4 separate regions of the Homo sapiens genome follow, and all the other regions are linked to region 1. Evidence: chromatin contacts called from ENCODE Hi-C or POLR2A ChIA-PET data. All regions are on one chromosome and are shown on one strand. The core of a region is the stretch at or near the end of the contact, and the rest is flanking DNA. Distances in the headings are between cores, read along the strand shown.

Region 1 (3,358 bases), core at 585-3,084:
TGGAAAAAGTACTCAAGCAAAAGAGCTTTTTCTTGAGTATTCAAGGGTCAGAAGAGGGCTGGCTTCTGAGTGCCCAGAACTGTGTTAGCCCTGTATAAAGATTATTTTGTTGACTCTTCAGTACAATTCTATGAAATATTATTGCTCCGCCACCTTTTCTTTTAACAAATGAAGAAATATAGAATTAGAGAAGTTAACTAAATAACTTGCTTTCAGTCACACAGCTAGCATTTGTCGTCTGGGATCTCAACACAAAATTAACACCAGAGCCCTTGCCTTTAAGTACTAGATCATGCTGCTTTTAAACACATAAATTAGGAAGGGGACAGTCTCAAATGTCGCAACTCTCTTTTATAAGTATTCTTGTATTATTTAGTAATTCAACTTCTCACTATCTTTCCTTGAATGGAAATAAGATTAGAGAGATAACAGGAGCCCCAGAAAGTAAGTAGATAAAGGAAGTTGTTTCTACCTCTGGGTTCCCATAGCACTAGACTCAGCAGTCTAAGGATATCTTAATCATGATTGTCCCCAGTGCCTAGAACATAGAAGGAACCCAGTGAATACTTGTTGAGGGAATAAGTCAATCAATGAGTTTGGGGAAATTATCTACCTATCTTGAGACTTTCTGGCAGATTATACATCATTTTTCATGTTCCTGGTCAACTATATGTAGATCATGCATATAGGTACCCAGACAGAGATATACATGCTCATTCAGAAATTGCCATCCAATCCTGATACATGCAAACTCATAAAGATATATCTCCACACAAATGAATACTTGGCATATTTGTTTTCTGATGCTGTAAAATGTACCACAAAATGGGTGCCTTAAAACAGCAGAAATTTATTCTCTCACAGTTCTTGAGGCTAGAAATCTGAAATAAAAAATAAAAGTATTGGCAAGGCCATGCTCCATCGAAAACCTCTAGAAAGAATCCTTCCTGGTCTCTTTCAGCTTCTGGTAAGTCCAGATATTCCTTGGCTTGTGGCAGTATAACTCTAATTTCTGTCTCTCTCTTCACATGGCTATGTCTGTGTGTATATGAGCGTGTCCGTGTGTGTGTGTGTGTGTGTGTCTTCACTTGTCACTTTCCTCTTCTTTATAAGGACACCAGTCATAATGAATTAGGGCCACCTTAATGATTTCATCTTGATTACATTTGCAAAGACTTTATTTTCAAATAATGTCACATTCACAAGTACTGATGGCTAGGACTTCAACATATCATTTTAAAGGTCACATTACCACCCAAAATGGTCTTCCTTTGGCCCTCCAAAATTTATGCCCTTCCCATGGGCAAAACACATTCACTCTATCACAACATCTCCAAAAGTTCTAACCCATTCCGGCATCAATTCTAAGTCTTAAAAATCTCACCTAAATTTAATCAACTCAAAGAGTCCCAAAACTCATCTTCTACTTCATCTGCGTAAGGAAGGATGAGACTCAGGGTGTGGTCCATCCTGGGGCAAAATTTCTCTCTTCTGTGGACCTGTGAAACCTAGAAAAAAAGTTAGCTGCTCCCAAAATACAATGGAGTTTTCAGATTAAGAGGGTGGATAGAAGGCATGACTAGCTTGCAGCTCCTGGTCAGACTGATAGAGCAGTGTGTGGAGACTCACTTCGTGAACTTTTGCTCCCAAGAACTACCACAGGAACACACCAGGAAAGCCAAGAAAATCCAGAGATCCTTTGAAGGAACTGGATTACCGCTGCAAACTCCTGAGACACTGAAAAACTGTGAGCCTGCTTGCTCTCTCAACAGGGAGGTTCGTGGTCTGGGGCGAGTTCTCAGCCCTGGTCACCGGCTGCCTCGAAATAGACTCAGTGATGTTGGCGGGGGCATGGGGGAAGTGAAACCCGCTTTTAGGATTGCAGGCTGTGTGAGAGCTGGGTGAGGCCTGTGACTGCCAGGTGTCCCGCACTTCCCTGGCTACCTGTATGACTCAGCAGAAGCAGCCATAATCCCCCGGGAATATAACACCATTAGACAGGGAACCACACCCCAGCCCCTACAGCAGCCACAGCAAGCCCGGCCCAAGGATAGGCTGAGCTCAGACATGCCTATCTCTGCCCCCACCTGGTGGTCTTTCTCTACCTGCTAGCTGAAGGCAAAGGTCATAATATTTTGGGAGCTCTGTGGCCCTGCCTGCTGCCTGAGAAACCTGAATACTTAACCAGGTGTCTCTAGGGCAAGTTTGCCTCCTCCCTATAGGACTGCAGCTATTGCACTCTTGAAAGCACCACTTCCTGGCTGGAGGCCAACCAACACAAAACCAGCCCACTAAACAAAAACACAACCAAGGACCTGCACCAAGTCCACTTCACTTCCCTGCTACCTCCACCAGAGCAGATGCTGGTATCCACGGCTACAAGACCTGAAGATGAATCATATCACAGGAGTCTTTGCAGAAACTCCCCAGTACCAGCTCAGAGCATGGTAGCTCCCCCGGGTGGCTAGACCTAGAAGAGCAAAAACAATTACTACAGTTCCTCTGTACTGTAGGAAGCCCCATTCCTAGGGGAAGGGGGAAAACACCACATCAAGGGAGCACCCCGTGGGACAAAATAATCTGATCAACAGCCCTTGAATTCCAGATCTTCCCTCTGACATGGTCTACCCAAATGAGAAGGATACAAAAAAAACAATTCTGGTAATATGACAAAACAAGGATCTTTAACATACCCAAAATATCCTGCCAGCTCACCAGCAATGGATCCAAACCATGACGAAATCTTTGAACTGCGAGAAAAAGAATTCAGAATGTCTGTCATTAAGCTAATCAAGGAGGCAATAGAAAAAGGTGAAGTCCAACTTAAGTAAATCAAAAACATGATACAGGATAGGAAAGGAAAATTCTTCAGTGAAATACATAGCATAAATAAAAAACAATCACAGCTTCTGGAAATCAAGGACACACTTAGAGAAATGCAAAATGCAGTGGAAAATCTCAGCAATAAAATCAAACAAGCAGAAAGAACTTCAGAGCTCGAAGACAAGACTTTTGAATTAACCCAGTCCATCAAAGACAAAGAAAAAAGAATTTTAAAAAATGAACAAAGCCTCCAAGAAGTTTGGGACTATGTTAAATATCCAAACCTAAGAATAATTGGTGTTCCTGATGATGAAGAGAAATATAAAAGTTTGAAAAACATATTTGAGGGAATAATCAAAGAAAACTTACTCGGCCATGCTAGACATCTAAACTTAAAAGTAAAACCCCAAACTATAAAATTCCTAGTAGAAGAGAATCAAGGCAATACCGTTCAGAACATAGACACAGGCAACCATTTCATGATGAAGCCGCCAAAAGCAATTGCAACAAAAGCAAAAATTGAGAAATGGGATCT
Region 2 (3,358 bases), core at 311-2,810, 1.7 Mb after region 1:
AAATGATTATTACAAAGTCAGGGCAATGACTATATTCATATAGGAGAGTGTGGGTTGTGATTGGGAGGAGTACAGCGGCTGTATTCTGGAAGGCTGGCAGTGGTCTATTGCTTGACCTTGGTCCTGGTTACACAGGTGTCTGCTTTTGTAAAATAATCTAAACGATACAAATATGTTTTATGCACTCTTCTATACCTCAGATTTGAAAAATGCTTCCACCAGAAAAAGTAATAGAAAGAAAAGTATGTGGAGTAGACATTTTGATGAGGTTCAAATAGTTATGGATGAATAGCTTGATTTTCAAGAGACCAAGTGTCCACTGTCATTAAAAGAGGGCGAGAGAGCTGGGAGTATTTAAACAACAGGTTACACCCCGCTCCCCCACCACCACCAATCTAGTCATTACTCTAAGCTTTCTTATCTCAGATATTTCACCCTATATTTGTGTCAATTCCCAACTCAGTCGTAACGGACAAAATGAAGGATTGTCATCATCATTAATAAGATCATTAGGCACCACAGGCCCAGCAAGCCTGGGCCACCACACTTAAATGTGAACAGGTACACCAGGTTGATTGGACAAGATCGTCTGTGCCTTTTACTTGGCAGAATCCATTGCAGTGACTCAGGATTTAACCTAAACACATTTAACTGAAACTCCTGCCCAGAGACCTCCACGTGCTGGAGAAGGCAGAGTAAACTGAGGAATGAATGCCCTCATTGTGCTGTGAGAGCAGACATGAAATTTATCACAGTACAACCGATGGTGGAAGGGCAAAAGTTGGTTTAGGTTGTGCACTGTATAGGGAGAAGCCAGGAGAAGGTTGGGTTTTTTCCAGATTTCAGTGTAAATTGTTTCATCCTCCAGACTTTGAATTTCTAGGCTGAAGAGTGCTAACCTGTTTTGGCCGCATCTCTCACTCATTCTAATGTCTGTATCAGCAAGACAAAATTTGAACTATGCGGCAAATTGTACCGAAGACTTTGCTCAAGATAATTGTGAATATGGAAGTTGTCCCGCGGGGAGGTGGGAAGGGGAAGGACATTTTCAGCAGAACTGCCAGCGCTATGGTGGTTTAATGCTGACACAGAGACAGTTTTTTCTCTCAGGAATTGTCTTTCATCCATCAGTCCAGCCAGCCAGCCAGCCAGCAAATTTTAACACACAGAAAGTACGAAGCAACATATCTAACACTGGGAGGGGCTGGGGTGTGTTTATTTGGGTATATACAATGAGTCATGGATTAAAATTGCTTCCAGCGGATAGATACCTAGGTGTTCCACAGCATTACTGAACAAGCTGTCGTCATTTCCCCATTACCTCAGAAGACCCCCTTAATTACTTACTTATATTAACTGTAGAACGTATTTATGCATACCAGGCTCTACCTCTGGGCTTTCTATTCTGTTCCAGAGACCCAGTACCAGAATATTTAAATCACTGTGGCGTTAAATACGTTTTAATATCTGATAGGGCCAGTTTCTGCGCATTGCACATTTTTTTTTCCCCTTTCAGGAACGTGTTCAGGCCCGCGGCAGGGGGCGGGATCGCGCCTCCTCCTCGGCTCTGGTTCCAGCCGAGCCTCTCGGACGCAGAGATGGAAATCCCGAAGCTGCTCCCGGCTCGCGGGACACTACAGGGCGGCGGCGGCGGCGGTATCCCCGCGGGTGGCGGCCGAGTCCACCGAGGCCCTGACTCGCCGGCTGGCCAGGTCCCCACGCGCCGCCTCCTGCTGCTCCGGGGCCCCCAAGATGGCGGGCCCGGGCGGCGGCGCGAGGAGGCCAGCACGGCATCACGGGGCCCTGGCCCAAGCCTGTTGGCGCCGAGGACCGATCAACCTAGCGGCGGCGGCGGCGGCGGCGGCGACGACTTCTTCCTGGTGCTGCTTGACCCGGTGGGTGGCGACGTGGAGACCGCGGGCTCCGGTCAGGCCGCAGGGCCTGTGTTGAGGGAGGAGGCCGAGGAGGGCCCGGGGCTCCAGGGGGGCGAGAGCGGCGCGAATCCCGCGGGGCCCACTGCGCTAGGCCCCCGCTGCCTGTCCGCGGTTCCCACTCCGGCCCCGATCTCCGCCCCCGGCCCCGCCGCGGCCTTCGCGGGCACAGTCACTATCCACAACCAGGACCTGCTGTTGCGCTTTGAGAACGGCGTCCTCACCCTGGCCACGCCCCCACCACACGCCTGGGAGCCAGGGGCCGCTCCTGCCCAGCAGCCCGGGTGTCTGATCGCCCCGCAAGCTGGGTTCCCGCATGCCGCGCACCCGGGTGACTGCCCAGAGCTGCCGCCAGACCTCCTGCTAGCTGAGCCGGCCGAACCCGCGCCAGCTCCGGCGCCTGAGGAGGAGGCGGAGGGCCCGGCCGCCGCCCTGGGCCCCCGCGGACCGCTGGGCTCCGGCCCAGGCGTGGTGCTGTACTTGTGCCCCGAGGCGCAGTGCGGGCAAACCTTCGCCAAGAAGCACCAGCTGAAGGTGCACCTGCTGACGCACAGCAGCAGCCAGGGCCAGAGGCCCTTCAAATGCCCCCTGGGTGGCTGCGGCTGGACCTTCACCACCTCTTACAAGCTCAAGAGGCACCTGCAGTCGCACGACAAACTGCGGCCCTTTGGCTGCCCGGCAGAGGGCTGTGGCAAGAGCTTCACCACAGTGTACAACCTCAAGGCGCACATGAAGGGCCATGAGCAGGAGAACTCATTCAAATGCGAGGTGTGCGAGGAGAGCTTCCCCACGCAGGCCAAACTCAGCGCCCACCAGCGCAGCCACTTCGAACCGGAGAGGCCTTACCAGTGCGCGTTTTCTGGCTGCAAGAAGACATTTATCACAGTGAGTGCTCTGTTTTCCCATAACCGCGCCCATTTCAGGGAACAGGAACTGTTTTCCTGCTCTTTTCCTGGCTGCAGCAAACAATATGACAAGGCTTGTAGGCTGAAAATTCACCTGCGGAGTCACACCGGCGAGAGACCTTTCCTTTGTGACTTTGATGGCTGTGGCTGGAACTTCACTAGCATGTCCAAACTCTTAAGGCACAAAAGAAAGCACGACGATGACCGGAGGTTCATGTGCCCTGTGGAAGGCTGTGGGAAATCTTTCACGAGGGCGGAACATCTGAAAGGCCACAGCATAACCCACCTGGGCACAAAGCCTTTCGTGTGTCCTGTGGCAGGCTGCTGTGCCAGGTTCTCTGCTCGCAGTAGCCTCTACATTCACTCCAAGAAACACCTGCAGGATGTGGACACTTGGAAAAGCCGTTGCCCGATCTCCTCTTGTAATAAACTCTTCACATCCAAGCACAGCATGAAGACGCACATGGTTAAAAGGCATAAGGTGGGCCAGGATCTCTTAGCTCAGCTAGAAGCAGCAAATTC
Region 3 (3,358 bases), core at 318-2,817, 1.2 Mb after region 1:
TATATTCCACATGCTTACCTATTAGGCCATCTACAACTCCTCCTGGCTCCCTCTCTGTTGGAGGAGACTCACTGGATTCTGGCATGATGCGGAGGTCACCTTCCTTATAATCATCTAGAAGCTGGTACATGTACAAGACAGGATCTTTCTCATAGGTAATATAAAACCAGGCTTTCATGATAGGTGCTTGAGCTAAGACCATCCCCCTCCATTCATCCTTAGAACCATGCTCTCCCTCAAACATATGTTCCACTGCTTTGCCAATTATGGTATTTGCAAGGTTGGCATCACTAATGTGAGATGATGCCACCCTGTCAGAAAGAATTTTAAGAGACAAAACCCTTTCATCTCTGTGAAGTTCCAGTCCATAGACACAGTCAATTCCATCATATTTCACCAGATAAAGAGAGGGATTTATAGGCACCTGATCCAGAACGGTTCCTTTCCACTGCGTGATGGGCTCATCTCCTTCCTTCCATCCATGAGAAATTCTGCAGCCCACGATGTTCCTGCGGGGCTGGGATGAAGGTCGGCCTCTCTGCTTCTTTTGGGAGACTTTTTTCTTTGTCATGTTTGCAGACCCAGTGGCCCGTCCTGCAGCTGCCCTGGTTTGTTGCCCTTCGGCTTCCTGTGCGTTGGGGGTCTTCATGCCTGCTGGGGGAGGAGAGAGGATAGAGAGACACACCCAGTGTGCCACAAGGCAAACTTTTCCCTATAGCCATGTCTGGATGTAGTCTGCGCTAGTGCCTAAGTTTCCCCTAGGAGCCTGGAAGCAATGCTGGAAATCCTGGCTGCATGCCCGCAGTGCTCTCCCTCTTAAGTTCCTTTGGGCTGTGGGGAAGGGCTGGGGTGGTGCAGTAGAGCTGTCTGGGGTTAGGAACTCTGCAGAAGTGGCTGGGCCACCTCCTCCTAGCTCAGAGCCCACTGCCCTCCCGGAACCCCTTGCTACCACTGGCGTCCACTTCCAATCCCCTTGCAAAGAGGCCTTGACCGGCACCCACTGCCCTCCTTCCCTGAGCGTCCCAGCTGCTGTCCACAACACCCCCTGCCTACCCTAACCACTTCTCTGGTACCCACCGCCCTTGCTTCCCGGCGCTCACCTTCAAATCCTTGTCTGGCTCCCGTTCCTACCCCCTTTTCATGTTGCTCACCGCACTCCCCCACCCCACCCTTGCCTGGCGCCCAACTCCACCCCATGTCTCCTGCTGGATTCCTTCCCATCCCCCTCTCCATTCTGGCGCCCACTAATGGCCTTGCCCTGCCTGGCGTCCACCGCCGGGGATCGCGGGCCTCACGTGCCCAAATCGGACACCTCGCTGCTGCCTCCGCTACGAGCCTGTGGCGAAGGAGGGTCAGCAGGCGACCGGCCGAGTGAATGCTTGCAAGAGCGGGGAGGGTAGGATCCGTAGATGAGGAGCGTGTCTAGGAGGGCGGCGAGACAGGCAAAGAGGAAGGCAGCGGCGTCCCCACCGCTTGGCTCGCTAGCCCTCCGCCTCCCTGCTGGCGGTGGCGGCCCCTCAGCCACATCGGGATTCCACCAGTCCCTGCTGTCGCCGCGGCAGTCTCCTCCCTCTTTCCGTAGCGCAGCTTCCTGCCCAGAGAGAGGCCTCCTCTTCCTGTCAAACACCCGGCTCTCCTCTCCACCAGGCTCCCACGCCCACCACACAGCCTGTAGCCCCGGCGGAGCTATGGGCTCTGACTCCGCCTCTTTCCAAATCCGGAGTAGTTCGTGCCACAGTCGTCCTCGGAACCCTGTGGCCCCTTCCTCACCCGTTTCAGGGCCACTTGGTTCCCACCTCCACCTTCTTAGTCTGCCTGCCCTGCTTTCCATCTTCTTGGAATTCGCCTTGCTGCCGCCCCGCGCCCACCCCCGCGCCCACCCCTGCCCCTGCACCGTCCCATGCCCTTATGGATTTATTCTTTACACGTAAATATGTCTTTCCTCTTTTTGAAAGGATTTGGAGTTGGAACAGAGAAATTCACTATGGTAAGTCTGCCATTTTGACCCAGTCTCTACCTAATTTTTGCTGACTGATATTTCCTGGCATTTTTGTTTTTGTTTTCGAGGGATTTTTTTTTCCTTTTCTTTATTGCAAGATAATTGCATGTACAACGTGAACACTATCTACATTTTAGGAAATTAATATTAAGAGGAAAATCATCAACTGCAGTCCCATCTCCCATTTTTGAGGGCCTCACAGCAAAATATTAATGCTCATAGTTTTTTTTCCTTTTTCCTAAACTTTTGCAAAACTGGGATTTGTTTTTTATCTGCAATTCATGTCTATTAATTTTTCCAGGAAATTAGATGTTTTCTAATCGATTTTTTCATTCAACAAATATTTATTGAGCACCTGTTACATATCTTGCACTTGGTCCGTAAAACTCAATTTTAAAGTGATTTATAATTTGGCTTTTCTCCCAGTACTGGGCATTTGACATAATATTTCCACAATAACCAGTAATCAGATCTATGTATCGGAATAGAAAGCTTTGCAAAAAAATAACTTTATAAGAAATAATTAAAGTTATAGTTTTATAAATCAGTGGAGAAACGTTGGGTATTCTTTAAGGAATGTTGAAATAATTATTTAAATATTTTGAGAAAGGTTGTATACTAATGTTGTACCAGTATCAATATTTGATTTATTAAAAGGTAAAAAGCAGCAAAATAAAATTGAACAGAAAGCAAATGAACCAACCAAAAACTCTGTAAACAAAACAATGCTTAATGGTATCTTTCTTATTCAGATACTTATGGTATTTGAATGAGGGGATGAGTCGGATGTTAACAGAACAACTACACTTAATAAAATAACATCTACAAGGAAAAATAGAAGTAATAATAATCTCGATTCAACAGTCAAAGTATGAAAGAACATTAAAATATTACTTAATGTCATTGATCATGAAAAAGCTTCATATCTAGTGCTGATGCAAGTGAAAGTTTATACAATTTTTATGGAAAGCAATTTGCAGATATGTCATAGTTTCAGTGAGGGCTTTTTATTTTATTTTCATTTTTATTTTTTTAAATTATATTTTAAGTTCTAGGGTACATGTGCACAATGTGCAGGTTAGTTACATGTGTATACGTGTGCCATGTTGGTGTGCTGCACCCATTAACTCCTCATTTACATTAGGTATATCTCCTAATGCTATCCCTCTCCCCTACCCCCACCTCACAAGAGGCCCCATTGTGTGATGTTCCCCTTCCTGTGTCCATGTGTTCTCATTGTTCAATTCCCACCTATGAGTGAGAACATGCGGTGTTTGGTTTTTTGTCCTTGCGATAGTTTGCTGAGAATGATGGTTTCCAGCTTCATCCATGTCCCTACAAAGGACACGGACTCATCAT
Region 4 (3,358 bases), core at 221-2,720, 1.1 Mb after region 1:
AAAAAGGGAGAAGATGGTTCTTACAAACTGGAAAGCAATCAAGACTTTCTGTGTCTACAGATTTAGAGTCTCATATATTTGGCAAATTTCAAGATGACCTCTAAGATGTTTTTACCAAATCGTAGACATAGATATGGAAATCATCATCAAATTTGATGAAGTACACAGAGGGTTTTGCTTCTACCTGATGAATGACCATGCCAGTTCTCTTGGAGCCATCGTCTTTGGCGTATTCCACCTGTTTGCCTACCAGGCTGTCTATGACTTCTCCTGGCTCCCTCTCTGCCAGAGGAGAATCATTGGAATCTTGAAGGATGCGGAGGTCACCATCTTTATAATCATCTAAGAGCTGGTACATATATAATACAGGATCTTTCTCATAGGTAATGTAAAACCATGTGTTCATGACAGGTGCCTGAGCTAAGACCATCCCCCTCCATTCATTTTTGGAACCTTCCTCTGTCTCAAAAATATGTTCCACTGCTTTGCCAACCATTATTTCTGCCAAGTGTGTATCACTGATTCTAGATGATGCAACTCTATTAGGAAGGACTTCAAGTGATGACACTCTTTCATCTCTGTGAAGTTCCAATCCATAAACACAGTCAAATCCATCATATTTGATAAGATACAGAGAGGGATTTACAGGTACCTGATCCAGAACGGTTCCTTTCCACTGTGTTAGAGGTTCATCTCCATCTTTCCATCCGTGCTGAATTCTGCAGCCCACGATGTTCCCCCGAGGCTGGGAGGTGGGTCGGCTCCTATGCTTCTTGTGTGCAGCCTTCCTCTTTATCATGGTAACAGACACACTGCCGTGGCCAGCGCCCGTCCTGGACCGCTGCCCTGCAGCTGCCTTTCCAAACGGGGTCTTCATGCCTGCGAAGAGGAGCACAGTTGCCAGGTGGACCGAGAAAGGAAATTAACAAAATCAATGCATAACACGGAGAGCTTTTTCTCCTAATCAGCGCACCCAGTAAACCCACACCTGTTTTTCCCGAAAGCTAGATAGCAAAGCTGGAAATCAAGGCACCCTGGCTGAGTGCCTGCAGTAACCTTCCTCCCCAGCTCAGTCTGGCTAAGATCTGCGGTTCGGTGAAATACGAAGCGTTTCCCCATTCCCCTCGCCCTGCTTCCAACACTACCCGGCCAGGAGGCGCAGATTCCCCACCGTCCCGGATTGCGGGCCTCAAGTGCACAAATCGGACACCTCGCCGTTGCCTCCGCAGTGAGCCTATGGAGGAGGAAAATCAGCGGGCGAGCAGCCCGGTGCTTGCAAAAGCTGGGAGAGGATGATCCATAGGCAATGAGTGTCTCTAAGAGGGCGGCGGGGCAGGCGAAGATGACCGTGGCGGCGTCCCTTGCTCTTGGCTCCTGCGTCCTCCGCCTTCCTGGTGGCGGCGGCGGTGGCGGTGGCCGCAGCCCCTCTCCCACATCGGACTCCCACTAGTCGCTGCTGCGCCGCAGTCTCCTCCTTCTTTTTCTAGCGCAGCTTCCGGTCAGTAGAGAGGCCTCCCCTTCCTGCCAAACACCGCGTGGCGCCCCTCCCCCACCAACCTGTACCACAGCCCTGGGCGTGGAAGGTGCTCCTAGGCTCTCGGTCTCGCAGCTTCCTCCAAATCAGAAGCTGTGGAGCCCACAACCACCTCTCTCTCACTGCATTGGTTTACCTCTTCTGGTTTAGCACGCGCCCCTCCCCTCACCTAACCTCAACCCTCTGCGCCCCTGCCCCTTCTGCTTTCCACCTTTCAGGAATTAGCCCTTTCCTTTCCCCTCCCTCCCCGCGTCCCCCCACCCTCCATTGAAGGGGATTTGTGGTAGGACAAGAGAAATGCGCTACTGCTCAGTGTTCAGGCTGCCATCTTGACCCAATCTACGTAATTTTTACTGACTTGTCATTCCCAGACTTAACTTCTTGAGGATTTCTTTTCTTTTCCCCTGATTGCAAAAGAATTGCATGCACAATATTGACACTGTAAAATTCAGAAAATTGACATGAAGAGAAAATAATTAACTAAGCCGGCCTCCCATTTTCCAGGGCTCACAGTGAAATATTAACACTATTTCCTTTTCCTTTTTTCTAAGCTCTTACAAAGCTTGGATAATTTTGAATATGCACTTTCATGTCCTGCTCATTTCCATGTAGAATAAACATTTGCTCAATTTTTTAGATATTTTCTGAGAACATGTTTTGTAGTAGCTTCATAAAATTAAGCATTAGGATTTTTCATAATTTTGCCGTTGCCTCCTATCTTCAGACGTTTAATTGTTAAATACCTATAAATTGTGCTTGCGCATGAATTATTCTGTTCACTTGAACAGAATAACCTAGACACTAAACTTAGAACAATTGCTATAATTAAAACAGGAATTTGTGAGATCATAAATCTGTGGAGAAAGACATTTTAGAAGTGATTCAATCAGTTTTATCGTTACAGCCATCCTAGTGGGTATGAAGTGGTACCTAATTGTGGTTTTAATTTGCATTTCTCTAATGACTAATGAGGATGAGCATCTTTTTGTGTGCTTGTTGGACATTTGTGTATCTTTGGAGAAATGTCTATTTCAAGTGCTTTGTTCATTTTTTAAATGAATTGTTTGTAGCAGGGCTGTTAATTGTTCTTTTTAAATTCTGGATGAGAGAACCTTATCAGATATATGATATGAAAATATTTTATCCCGTTTTGTGGGGTGTCTTCACTTTCTTGATAGTATTTTTGATGCACAAAAGCTTAAAACTTGGTTGTGCGTTTGGAGTCACACCTAAATAAACACTGCCAAATCCAAGTTCATGAAAATGTACCCCTATATTTTCTTGTAAAATTTTGTTTGTTTTTAGCTCTTATATTTATGTCTTTGACCCATTTTGAGTTAATTATTATGTATGGTGTGATGAAGGGGACCAAATTCATTGTTTTGCACATGGATATCCAGTTGTCTCAGCACCTTCTGTTGAAGAGACAATTCTTAGCCTTTTTAATTGTCTTGGCATACTTGTTGAAAATCAATTTAGTACAGATGTATAGGCTTATATCTGGACTCTTAATTCTATTTCATAGAATTTTATGCAAAAACCACGTTTTTAATTTATCTTTATGCAAGAACCACATTTATTTTTTGATTACTGTAACTGTGCAGTATGTTTGAAATCAGTAAGTGTGATTTCTCTGAAAATATTATTAAGATTGTATTGGCTACTCATGCTCCTTTTTTTTTTTTTTTTTTTTTTTTTTTTTTGAGACAGAGTCTTGCTCTGTCGCCCAGGCTAGAGTGCAGTGGCACAATCTCGGCTCACTGCAACCTCCACCTCCCGGGTTCAAGCGATTCTCCTGTCTCACCATCCTGAGTATCTGGGGTT

The links. Hi-C counts contacts between places; a loop is a spot of excess contacts on that map. ChIA-PET counts read pairs that join two places held with the same protein, here RNA polymerase II (POLR2A). Pooled maps may share reads with other maps.
Region 2: a loop to region 1 is called in a pooled map, with 8 times the contacts of the local background. The contact joins the promoter of ZXDB here to the enhancer-like site in region 1. A Hi-C loop is called at or near these places in 2 of 37 single-sample maps with no recorded cell type and 8 of 50 pooled maps.
Region 3: a loop to region 1 is called in a pooled map, with 7 times the contacts of the local background. The contact joins the promoter of SPIN2B here to the enhancer-like site in region 1. A Hi-C loop is called at or near these places in 2 of 37 single-sample maps with no recorded cell type and 4 of 50 pooled maps.
Region 4: a loop to region 1 is called in a pooled map, with 7 times the contacts of the local background. The contact joins the promoter of SPIN3 here to the enhancer-like site in region 1. A Hi-C loop is called at or near these places in 4 of 37 single-sample maps with no recorded cell type and 10 of 50 pooled maps. POLR2A ChIA-PET finds 5 or more read pairs at or near these places in 1 of 52 experiments (naive thymus-derived CD4-positive, alpha-beta T cell).

Annotation. Positions count from the first base shown.
Region 1 is chrX:55,917,682-55,921,039 of GRCh38, forward strand. It overlaps a transcript of KLF8 not described here. Among named protein-coding and RNA genes, the nearest start is that of RRAGB, 200 kb to the left of the region's middle. RefSeq lists enhancers at 1,310-2,509, 1,961-2,210. Within about 2 kb of position 1,835, at least 2 of the 41 ENCODE cell types and tissues checked have a DNase peak (open chromatin) inside an H3K27ac peak, as active enhancers do.
Region 2 is chrX:57,590,451-57,593,808 of GRCh38, forward strand. It overlaps ZXDB (zinc finger X-linked duplicated B), which reads left to right and starts at 1,561. Exons shown (of 1, transcript NM_007157.4): 1 at 1,561-3,358. The coding sequence starts at 1,599. RefSeq lists silencers at 1,899-2,188, 2,249-2,438.
Region 3 is chrX:57,119,981-57,123,338 of GRCh38, forward strand. SPIN2B (spindlin family member 2B) reads right to left here and starts at 1,568. Exons shown (of 2, transcript NM_001006681.2): 1 at 1,258-1,568; 2 at 1-651. The coding sequence starts at 649. It also overlaps a transcript of FAAH2 not described here. RefSeq lists a silencer at 1,736-1,855.
Region 4 is chrX:56,994,071-56,997,428 of GRCh38, forward strand. SPIN3 (spindlin family member 3) reads right to left here and starts at 1,471. Exons shown (of 2, transcript NM_001010862.3): 1 at 1,146-1,471; 2 at 1-879. The coding sequence starts at 877. The coding sequence ends at 101. RefSeq lists an enhancer at 1,403-1,502.